2 separate regions of the Homo sapiens genome follow, and region 2 is linked to region 1. Evidence: chromatin loops called from intact Hi-C (ENCODE). Cell type or tissue: endothelial cell of umbilical vein. All regions are shown on one strand. Each heading gives the region's core, and the rest is flanking DNA. Links, peaks and the distances in the headings are about the cores only.

What was found. A loop is a pair of places that touch in the nucleus more often than their neighbours do. Peaks named below come from ENCODE experiments on the same cell type or tissue, not always from the same donor. Only the 100,000 strongest peaks of a DNase experiment are listed, where the experiment ranks them.
Region 2: it touches region 1 in a loop (2.9-fold over the local background); 3 of 110 quality-filtered maps call a loop at or near these places.

The regions. Positions count from the first base shown.
Region 1 is chr2:212,164,665-212,170,060 of GRCh38, reverse strand. All of the region lies in intron 1 of ERBB4 (erb-b2 receptor tyrosine kinase 4), which reads left to right. Among named protein-coding and RNA genes, the nearest start is that of MIR548F2, 260 kb to the left of the region's middle. In endothelial cell of umbilical vein, for the core only: no CTCF peak of the experiment used is centred there; no DNase peak of the experiment used is centred there.
Region 2 is chr2:211,742,623-211,748,018 of GRCh38, reverse strand. The region is part of intron 5 of ERBB4 (erb-b2 receptor tyrosine kinase 4); the gene reads left to right. Among named protein-coding and RNA genes, the nearest start is that of MIR548F2, 680 kb to the left of the region's middle. In endothelial cell of umbilical vein, for the core only: a CTCF peak has its summit at 2,514 (motif pointing left); a DNase peak (open chromatin) is centred at 2,538.

The DNA.
Region 1 (5,396 bases), core at 176-5,175:
CCCAGTTCCAAAGTCACTTCCACATTTTTTGGTATCTTTATAGCAGTACCTCTCTCCTAGTACCAATTTACTGTTTTAGTCCATTTCACACTGCTATAAAGACATACCTGAGACTGGGTAATTTATAAAGAAAAGAGGTTTAATTGACTCACAGCTCCACATGGCCGATGAGGCCTCAGGAAACCTACAATCATGGAGGAAGGAGAAGAGGCAAGTCTTACATGGCAGCAGGTGAGAGAGAGCTGTGTGAAGGAGAAACCATCAAACTCTTGATAAATCATCAGATCTCATGAGAAGTCACTTACTATGACAAGAACAGCATGGGGAAAATCACCGCCATGATCCAATCACCTCCCACCTGGTCCTTCCCTTGAGATGTCGGGAATTATGGAGATTACAATTTGAGATGAGATTTTGATGGTAACACAGAGCCAAACCATTTCAGTCATGAAATCTTTGCCTGCATCTATGTCCTGAATGGTATTGCCTAAGTTTCCTTCTAGAATTTTTATAGTTTTAGATTTTACATTTAAGTCTTTAATCTGTCTTGAGTTGATTTTTGTATATGGTGTTAGGAAGAAATCCAGTTTCGATTTTCTGCATATGGCTAGCTAGTTCTCCCAGCATCATTCATTAAATAGAGAATCCTTCCCCCATTGCTTGTTTTTGTCAGGTTTGTCCAAAATCAAATGGTTGTAAGTGTATGTATAAACTTATTTTTTTAAATCTGAATATTATTATACTATATGGATTTCCTATACTTTACTAATTCAATTTTCTGTTGATAAGTAGGCAAGATTTTTCTTCTTTGTGAGGAATGTATCTTTATTAAAATAAATATTTTTGTACATATTTCTTTACGTACTCATACCAACATTTCTATAGAATAAATTTCAAAAATTGGAAGTCCTAGGTCAAACAGTATGTGAACTTAAAGTCTTTTAGATAATAAATTTCATTTCAAAATGAAAGCAATGATTTGCATATTCTCCAAGTATAAATGACTATACCTTATTCCTCACGTCTTTACCATCACTGAATAGCATCAGAATTTAAATACTTTATCTATTTATAGGTAAAATTGTTTATCTCATTTTATTTTGTCACATATGATGGTAGTTGAGGTCTAAAATCTTTAGGTACTTCTATTTGATGAAAATACAAAACCTTTAGTCTGACATTTAGGTTACATTACTGTAATTCCAACCTCAACTCTATCATTCTTTACAAAGATTCTGTGCTTCAGGCATGGGCCTCATTAGCAGCACAAGTCCACTTGATCATTTCTGTGCTTTGCAGTTTTCTCTTACCTGAATGTCCTTTATTTTTCACTATTTTTCCTGAAATCCTAGCCATTTGTCAAACCTGGTTCAAATGTCATGTGCTACATGAAGCCTTCTGGGATAAGCCCTGTTGAAGCTAGTTTTTGTTTTTCTTCATCTATTGCGTTAATTTTCCCTCCACAGGGTACTCGTATCCTAATTTGCTGATATATCTAATTTTACCTACTGGATTTTAAGGTCCTTAAGAATCTGGAATTATGAAATGTATGTCTTTCTCTCCCACAGCTCTTAGCATGGTGCCCTCCATTAGAAACTGTCTCTTGAAGAAAGAGTGCATGCATGCATGTCTAACACTGCCCAGTACATAAATAAGCATCATTGAAGAAAAGAGATGTCATGCAAGAAGAATAATTCTAATGAAAACAAATTGGCATTCATTTCATAGAACACACTGTATACGAAACTCATTTAAATCTGCAAAGAGGAAATATTTCTTTTCCTTTACTCTTGAAAAAATCAAGCCTAAAATTACTCCAGTGTATTCCCCCAGGAATTTAGGAATGCAAAAAGGAAAGATTTCATTTATAAAAAAGAAAACAGTTTAAGTGGCTGCTGCTTAAGTAGAAGTAATTTTAAAGACTTGATTTTCACCAGTTTTTCCAACAATAGAGATTTAAAAGGGAAATGAGACAAGTTTTTTTTTTTTTTTAATTTTAATTTCAGTTCCTGGATACATATGCAGAACGTGCAAGTTTGTTACATAGGTATACGTGTGCCATGGTGGTTTGCTGCACCTATTGACCCATCCTCTAAGTTCCCTCCCCTCATTCCCCACACCCCAACAGGCCCTGGTGTGTGTTGTTTCCCTTCCTGTGTCCGTGTGTTTTCATTTTGCAACTCCCACTTATGAGTGAGAACATGTGGTGTTTGGTTTTCTGTTCCTGTATTAGTTTGCTGAGGATGATGACTTCCAGCTTCATTCATGTCCCTGCAAAGGACATTATCTCATCTTTTTTATGGCTGCATAGTATTCCATGGTGTATATGTACCACATTTTCTTTATCCAGTCTATCATTGATGGGCATTTGTGTTGGTTCCATGACTTTGTTATTGTAAATAATGCTGCAGTAAACATACGCATGCATGCATCTTTACAGTAGAATGATTTATAATCCTTTGGGTATATACTCAGTAATGGGATTGCTGGGTCAAATGGTATTTCTGGTTCTAAATCCTTGAGGAATAGCCATACTGTCTTCCATAATAGTTAGAATTAATTTATATTCCCATCAACAGTGTAAAAGTGTTCCTATTTCCCCACAACCTCACCATCATGTATTGTTTCTGGACTTTTTAATAATTGGCATTCTGAGTGGCATGGGATATTATCTCATTGTGGTTTTGATTTGCATTTCTCTAATGATCAGTGATGTTGAGCTTTTTTTCATATGTTTGTTGGCCACGTAAATATCTTCTTTTGAGAAGTGTCTGTTCATATCCTTTGCCCACTTTTTGATGGGGTTGTTTTTTTCTTGTAAATTTGTTTAAGTTCCTTGTAAATTCTGGATATTAGACCTTTGTCAGATGGGTAGATGGTACAAATTTTCTCTCATTCTGTAGGTTGCCTGTTCACTCTGATGATAGTTTCTTTTGCTGTGCGGAAACTCTTGAGTTTAATTAGATCCCATTTGTCAATTTTGGCTTCTGTTTCAATTGCTTTTGGTGTTTTTGTCATTAAGTCTTTGCCCATACCTATGTCCTGAATGGTATTGCCAAGGTTTTCTTCTAGGGTTTTTATGGTTTGGGGTTTTACATTTAAGTCTTCAATCCATCTTGAGTTAATTTTTGTATAAGGTGTAAGGAAGAGGTCCGGTTTCAGTTTTCTGCAGATGGCTAGCCAGTTTTCCCAGCACCATTTATGGAATAGGAGATCATCTCCCCATTTCTTGTTTTTGTGAGATTTGTCGAAGATCAGATGGTTGTAGATGTGTGGTGTTATTTCTGAGGCCTCTGTTCTGCTCCATTGGTCTATATGTCTGTTTTGGTACCAGTATCATGCATTTTGGTTACTGTAGCCTTGTAGCATAGTTTGAAGTCAGGTAGCGTGATGCCTCCCGTTTTGTTCTTTTTGCTTAGGGTTGTCTTGGCTGTACGGGGTCTTCTTTGATTCCATATGAAATTTAAAATAGTTTTTTTTTTTTCTAATTCTGTGAAGAATGTCAATGGTAGTTTGATGGGAATGTCAATGAATCTAAAAATTACTTTGGGCAGTATAACCATTTTCATGAGACCGATTCTTCCTATCCATGAGGATAGAATGTTTTTCCATTTGTTTGTGTCCTGCAAAATGAGACAATTTTGTAGAAGTGTTTTGTTAATGTAAAATACTAAACAAATAGGTTATTGTATTCATTTCAGCAGCACAGTCAACCAAATGAATTTCCAACCATATTAGTTTGAAATATTCTCATCTAAATCTGTAGTGAGAAGAAGCATATCCTCAGTGATTTCCAGACTGGTAAAATAAGATCCCTAATAATAAAGCTGAGTGTAATATCAAAGATGGATCAGAACTGATCTGTAAGATGCCAAAGGTCAGGGACTGTGTCTATTTTCTTTAAAATAGTTTATTTAGTGTCTAAAGGAGAGTAGCTGCTTAGCCAATATTTGTTGAACCAAACTAAATTTGGGGCAGGACTAAATAGAATTTGAAAAAAAAATGATTGTGATGTTATCAGAGCACAACTTTCTAAAATGTAAATAAGAATTATGTCACCAAAACAATAGATCTATGTTATCAGTACATATTGTTGTAACATAGTTACTATTTTGCAAATACAGTTTTTGATTAAAGCAAAAATTAAAGTGTTATGAAAAAAAATTAGTTTAAAATAATAGAAGAATTTAGTTTGTTCATATGTGACAGTTGGCATTGTGTTCTGTTTTATGTAACAGAGAATCCAACTACAGAAGTTTAACCCAAAAATTGTTTATGTTTTCCACTAACAAGCAGTTAAAAGGTGTGCAGTCCAGGGCTGGTGCAGTTGCTCATGGATGACTTTAGAAAATTTCCTTTTAATATTTCTATGGTTGCTGCACATTCAATGTGATGTCCACATTGATGGTATAAAGATGCGGGAAGGATGAAATAAATTTTAAGGATGTGTCAGCCAATTCTGTGGTATTTTATCAGGAAAAAGGAAAAGAAAAGAAAAAAGCTTTCTTAGAAGCTATTATGAACAGCCCACTTCTTCTATCTCACTGGCCAGAGGAATGACATCTCCCTGATTTGTTGAGATCAGTCACTATTTATCCTTTGGGGTATATGAAAGGATTTACCCTCTCTGCAAATCAGAGATTTTTTCATTACCCTCAGGGCTGGGATTATGGTGAAGTGAGTGAGACATTTGCCTCTGATGTAGAATTTACGGGGGTGCCAAAAATCTCAGTAAATATATATATATATTAATGCAAAAAATTTAAAAAATGACATTGATATTAAAAAATTCATGATGAATAAGATACCAAAAACTCTAAGTAAAGAAAGAATCCCACTCGCAACTTGCATGACTCATTGAACCAGTTTCATCTTAATCCTAGCTGATTACCTGACCAAATAAAGGTTCTTTTATTAGGAATGAAATAGGAAAATTCAGGTGGGTGATGAAGGAACAAGACAGGAGGGACGGATGTTAGTGAGGGGATGGACAAAGTCGACCGCAGCATGTTTGACTAACCACAGTTAATTAAAAAAATGGTCTTTTATTTTCTTCATGTTTTCTTTGAAGTTACTTGACAATTAAAAATGCGAAAAAGAAAAATTTCTTCAAAGTCAAGTTTGTCCATAAGGGCAAGTAGTTCTTAATAGTAGATTACATCACTTAAATAATAGTATACACACTCAAGCACAAGCAAAATGGATGCAGGTTCTTTATTCAAAATGATCAAGGCAAAATTAAATTTTATCAAAAATTAGAACTTCATCAAGTTTAATTCTTCTTTAAAGAAATGACAAGAGGTTGAAAATAGGCAGAAAACCATTTTTCAATATTTTTCAAATTGTCTGAGATGAAAGAAAAAAGGGATTATTTACCTAAAAATCAAAATGAGGAA
Region 2 (5,396 bases), core at 327-5,326, 420 kb after region 1:
TTTACATTGTATTATGCATTATAAGTAATATAGAGATGATTTAAAGTATATAGGATGATGTGTGTAGTTTATACTCAAATATTATATGCCATTTCATATAAGGGAAGTGAACATCTATGGAGTTTGGTATTTATGGGGGTCCTGGAACCAATTTACTGCAGATACCAAGAAAGACTCTCTGTATACATATTATATATTATATATACATAGATGGTGAATATTTATTCTCAGATTGAGATATATGAGTAAAAAATGTGAAATTCAATCACTGTATTAGGGTAGAATGCAAAAAAAAAAGTTGTATGTCATTGATTATTAGGGTTTTCCCTAACTTTGATTGAAATTTTCCTTCAATTTATACAGTGCTAAAAATTCTGAACCTTTTAATTTATTTTAGTAGATCTGCTTCTGTTGGCTAAATTTCACAAAAGTTATAATTTCCACCAACATCTCTTATTTCTATAATAGACCACTTTCAGGATAATTGCCAAGCAGACACGTGGCCTTCTCCGAAAAATACCCCCTTCTAGATGGTCAGCCCCAGTAGCCATGTTTGTTTTATGGGACACTTTACCCTTTACTTCACAGGGCAGTGTTTATCAACCAGAAGTGATTTCTGCCCCACAGGAGACATTTGATAATTTGGGTTGTCATATCATGGAGGAGGGGTGGGAGGGATGATCTTCTGGCACTGGTAAAGTAGAGACCAGAGATGATGCCCTGCAATGCACAGGAAAGCCTCTTCCACCCCTACCCAAACAAAGCATTAGTCAGTACAAATAAAAATGTTAATAGTACTGAGGGTTGAGAAATCTTGTAATATGGGTGGATAATTGACTAGACTGGGCCAGTCAAATTCTCTCTCCAGAGAATTTAGATTTGGGATCCAAAAGTGCTGGTTACAATAACTTAGAAACTTGAACCTGAAGAGATGTTAAAGCTAATTGAGGTTTCCATTTTTGAACTACGTATGTTATTGAGAAGCAGAAAGAAACAGTCCCCAAAGTCACTAAAGAATAAAGCAGCCATACAGAGAGTTGAGGAAAGAAAGAATAACAATTTTTGACAATGTTTACCTCCTAGTTCTCTGGGTTCCGTGAGGTCCAGCTACACTGCTGTCCTTAGGTTCCATAAGAAACACGATGTTCTTCTAGTATATTTGAATGGAGGGTTTTTTTTTTTTTTTTTTTTGAGACAGTCTCCCTCTGTCACCCAGGCTGGAGTGCGGTGGTGCGATCTCGGCTCCGTGCAACCTCCGCCTCCCGGGTTCAAGCAATTCTCCTGCCTCAGCCTCACAAGTAGCTGGGATTACAGTCATGTGCCACCACGCCTGGCTAATTTTTTGTACTTTTAGTAGAGACGGGGTTTCGCCATGTTGGTCAGGCTGGTCTTGAACTCCTGACCTCAGGTGATCCACTCGCCTCGGCCTCCCAAAGTGCTAGGATTACAGGTGTGAGCCAGTGCACCCAGCCTGAATGGAGTTTTCTCACTTGCTACCAAACACAGGTGGGAGGAAGTCTTGACTAAGAAAATCATCAAGTTATAATTCATGTATCAAATCATCAGACGTGAAATTACTTAATTCAGCTAATTTTTCAGCATAGAAGCTATCCTTACTGTAATCCAAAATTGGCTTAACGGCCACTGTGCTTACTCCACAAAGCCTACCAAATTTAAACTCAACAAATTCATGGACCTAATAAGCAAGTACAAATTTTATTTTATTTTATATTATTTTGCTTTAGAGACAGTGTTTCACTCTGTTGATAGTGATGGGTTGTCTCTTTGTTGCCCAGACTGTTCTCAAACTCCTGGCTTCAAGCAATCCTGTCTTCTTGGCCTTCCAAAGTGCTGGGATTACAGGTGTGAGCCACCACACCGGCCAAATGTTAGAATAGTATACAAGTTAACATAGAACTTTATTAAATATTTCCATTTTAAAAATTCATTTTCACAATATTCCTGTGAGTTAAAGAGGGCAGTTACATTAACCCAATTTTACAATTGAGGAAATATAAGCAGAGGAAATGATTAAAGGGCTAAATTTACACAGCTAATACCTGGATTTTAACCTAAGTGTTCTTAATCTAGAGACAACTGTTTCCTGGATACAGTATTTTGTAACACAGTTTAGTAGTCGAGGAAGCTGGATTTGAAATTAGCCAAGAGATACAAATCTCAGTTGTTTCCAGTTTCTATCATGGGAAAATGACTTCATCTTTCAGAATATCATTACCATATCTATAAAATGGAGATAAGTATACTTACCTAAGGGTTTTTTTTGTTTTGTTTTTGTTTTTTTTCTGGCGGTGGAGGGTGGGGGGCACAATGAAATTCAACAATGCAGTTGAAGCTCTTAAATAATTTTTAATATATCCAAAACCCAATCAATAATAGCCGATATTATAATAAACTGGAAAGGATACTGTTAGAAAACTTATTCCAATTTAAATCTGAATGAATGAAAGTGGAAGGCAAACTCCTGTAGGCCAGTTCCACCTTGTGAAGTCTACTGACACCTGGTGGCTGGGACATGGAAGAGCAAAAACCCTGGAGTGGGGTTGGAGGCTGCCTGTCCTTGACATTCATTCCTGTCCTCTCTCTCTCTTAGTCTGAGCTACTTGAAAGCGAAATTACTTATCCATATTTAAAGAGCCCAGCATCCTGAGGCAAAAAGTATTTTGGAACTACTCAAAAATATACTTATTGTAAGATCACAATTTTAGAATTTAGGTTGTATTTTTTGAGAATTAGCTCTCACGAGAGATTCCATAACAATATGAGACCTCCAGAGACCCCATACAGTTGTAACACACGATTCATTTTTTTAAAGTCAGTTATTTTAGGCTTTCTCTAGATTTCCACTGACTCTTCTGTTATTTAAAACATAATATTTACTCTTAGGTCCACTAAAGATATACTTATATCTGACCCTGACTTAACTTTTAAAAAATCAGAAAACATGCTATGTAAGTTTTTGACAATATTCTGCTTTTGTGGATTGACTATATAAAAGTACATTTTAGAGTCTGAAAGATACAATCAGATGTTATTTACAAATGACCTATTTCCCTATGACTAAAATAAATTCACTTTAGTGAAGGCTTTTCTGGAAGTATTCAGCTTCATGATTTACCAAATATTTCCTTATTTTTTATGGATAATTATTCTTTGAGACTTTCCATACATTGGGGAAAAGAGAAAAAAGTATTAAAAAGCCCCACACCTCAGCTAAGGAAACTGAAGTGACGCATATATTTCATAGACTACACCTTATCAGTGCTGACATCTTCCCACAGGTGTCTCCTAGCAAATGTGCTGGGAGTTATCCTCTTTGTCACTAAATGGTGAGAAGCCACGCTAAAGACAAATGGCCCAGGCTCTGGGAGAACAAGTTCATGAAAATGAATGACTTGTTAGGGTGAAATGAAGCAAAGAGTGGTGATCAGATTGAAAACATCTCTGAATAGAGATACAGAGAAACAAAGAAGCCGGTCACAACAACAGTGAGCTTCAGGGAAGGTCTGTGGGAGGCCAGAGGTTTTAAACAGAAGAAATGAAGAAAAGGTTTTTGTTTTTGTTTTTAATAGATTTAGCTAAATGGAAGAAGAATGTGAACAAACCGACAACTTACTACGAACAACAGTTGGCTATGCAAACCTACCAGACAGAAATTTCAGTAAAATCTTTTATATTTTTAGTAAAAGTTAGTACATTTTCAGTAAAATTTAGTAACATTTTGCAAGTTATTTTGTGTACTTTTTTGGGTGCCACAGTTAGCTTGATTGCACGTTAAATAATTTAATTGTGTCATTGTTCCTCCATAGCATTTAATTATGTTCAGGCTATAAACTGTGAAACTAGTAGCTGTTTTTTTTAAATGTTTTCCTAACATATGAAATATTTTCTAGATAAATTATTTAAAACAAACTCATTCAACTTAAAGAATGTTGTAAATATTAATGTAAGTAGATTGTGCTTGTAAAATCTAACCAAGTGTTCCCCTCTTCCTGTGTTACTCATGAGTCTGATTTTCTAAAACATCATGAATTTATTCTCCTTAAATCCTTCTGGATGTTAGAGCACCATGACCCTATAAACCTAACAAGAAAATTTCTCACAGAGTTGCAAAGGGTCAAAATAGAACTTATGATTGGACACTGAGAGCTACGTTACATGTGGAGCAGTGACTCAAACTTGAAAGTACTTTTAAGCTCAGTTAAATGGTGGCTGCATTGCTCCACAGCACAGCTTAAGTAAATTGATTTAGTGGATTAATGTAGTCGTGTCAGGGGAGACAAACTTATCTGCTATGTGAAGTCTGAAGCTTATAGAAGTATTATTTAGCAGGCTTACAGGTAAGAATGACAACTCTCTCTATTCATAAGAACTGAGTCGTAACCTATGAGCTCTACAGGTTTTAGGTATGAGAGAGACTAAGGTTTAAGAAATAAATAATAATGATTAAAGAAACAAAGTTATCTCTGTCCCTGCAAGATATATGAAGCACACTTATCTCATTTAAAGTAGATACTGCATGTCCTTTTTTATCTTTAAGCACAATATCAGGCCAGCTCTCTCCAGTCTCCCATTATCAGAAAGGGTGGTTGTTTCATTTTACGCATTCCTTTTGTCCTGCTAGACCTGGTGTTATCTCAGTCACTGCATTTTGAGTGAGGAGGGGGAAAAAGGCATATATCCAAACATTACAGTTTGATTTTCCTGAACTTTGCATACATTTTGCATTAAAGTCATCATAATTGTGAAGTTTTCTAGGCTGATAACCACTCAATACACTCTTTAGTTTTCTAAGTTGCTTTATAAGTGATGTTTCTTGCTGATAAGCTGATTGAAAAATGTGAGTTTGACAATAGGTTAAAAACATTATTTATTGTAGAAGTTGAAATACAGCAAAATTAATGAAGAAATGCATACTTTAACCACTGGAGTGAACAGATACACTTCTCTCCATTTAAATGTCTAATTTAAATGTCTCCATTAAACTGACTAATGCATTACTTTAACCAAAAGAAAAGTTCTTTTGATGGGATTTACCTCTTGCTTCTTACTTACTTATGATAGTCTTCCTAGACTATCATAAGTAATAGAACTTGCCAGGTTATCTCAAAATCTTTTTTTTTAATTAAAAATAGAATAATAGTAAAATAAAGATAAGCACTGTATTTTTTTCTTGTAGATAATTGTTAATATGGGTAGTACTACACTGGCAAAATAAAACCTTTTTCCAAACAACATTTTATGTCATTTACTTTTTCCATACAGACATTATAGAATATGCTAGGAAAATTTAGAAATTATTTAGCATTTTCCTCAGTAATTTATTATGCTTGGGCATGAAGAAAATTGGTTTTAACATTTGCAATATATTAAAAGTT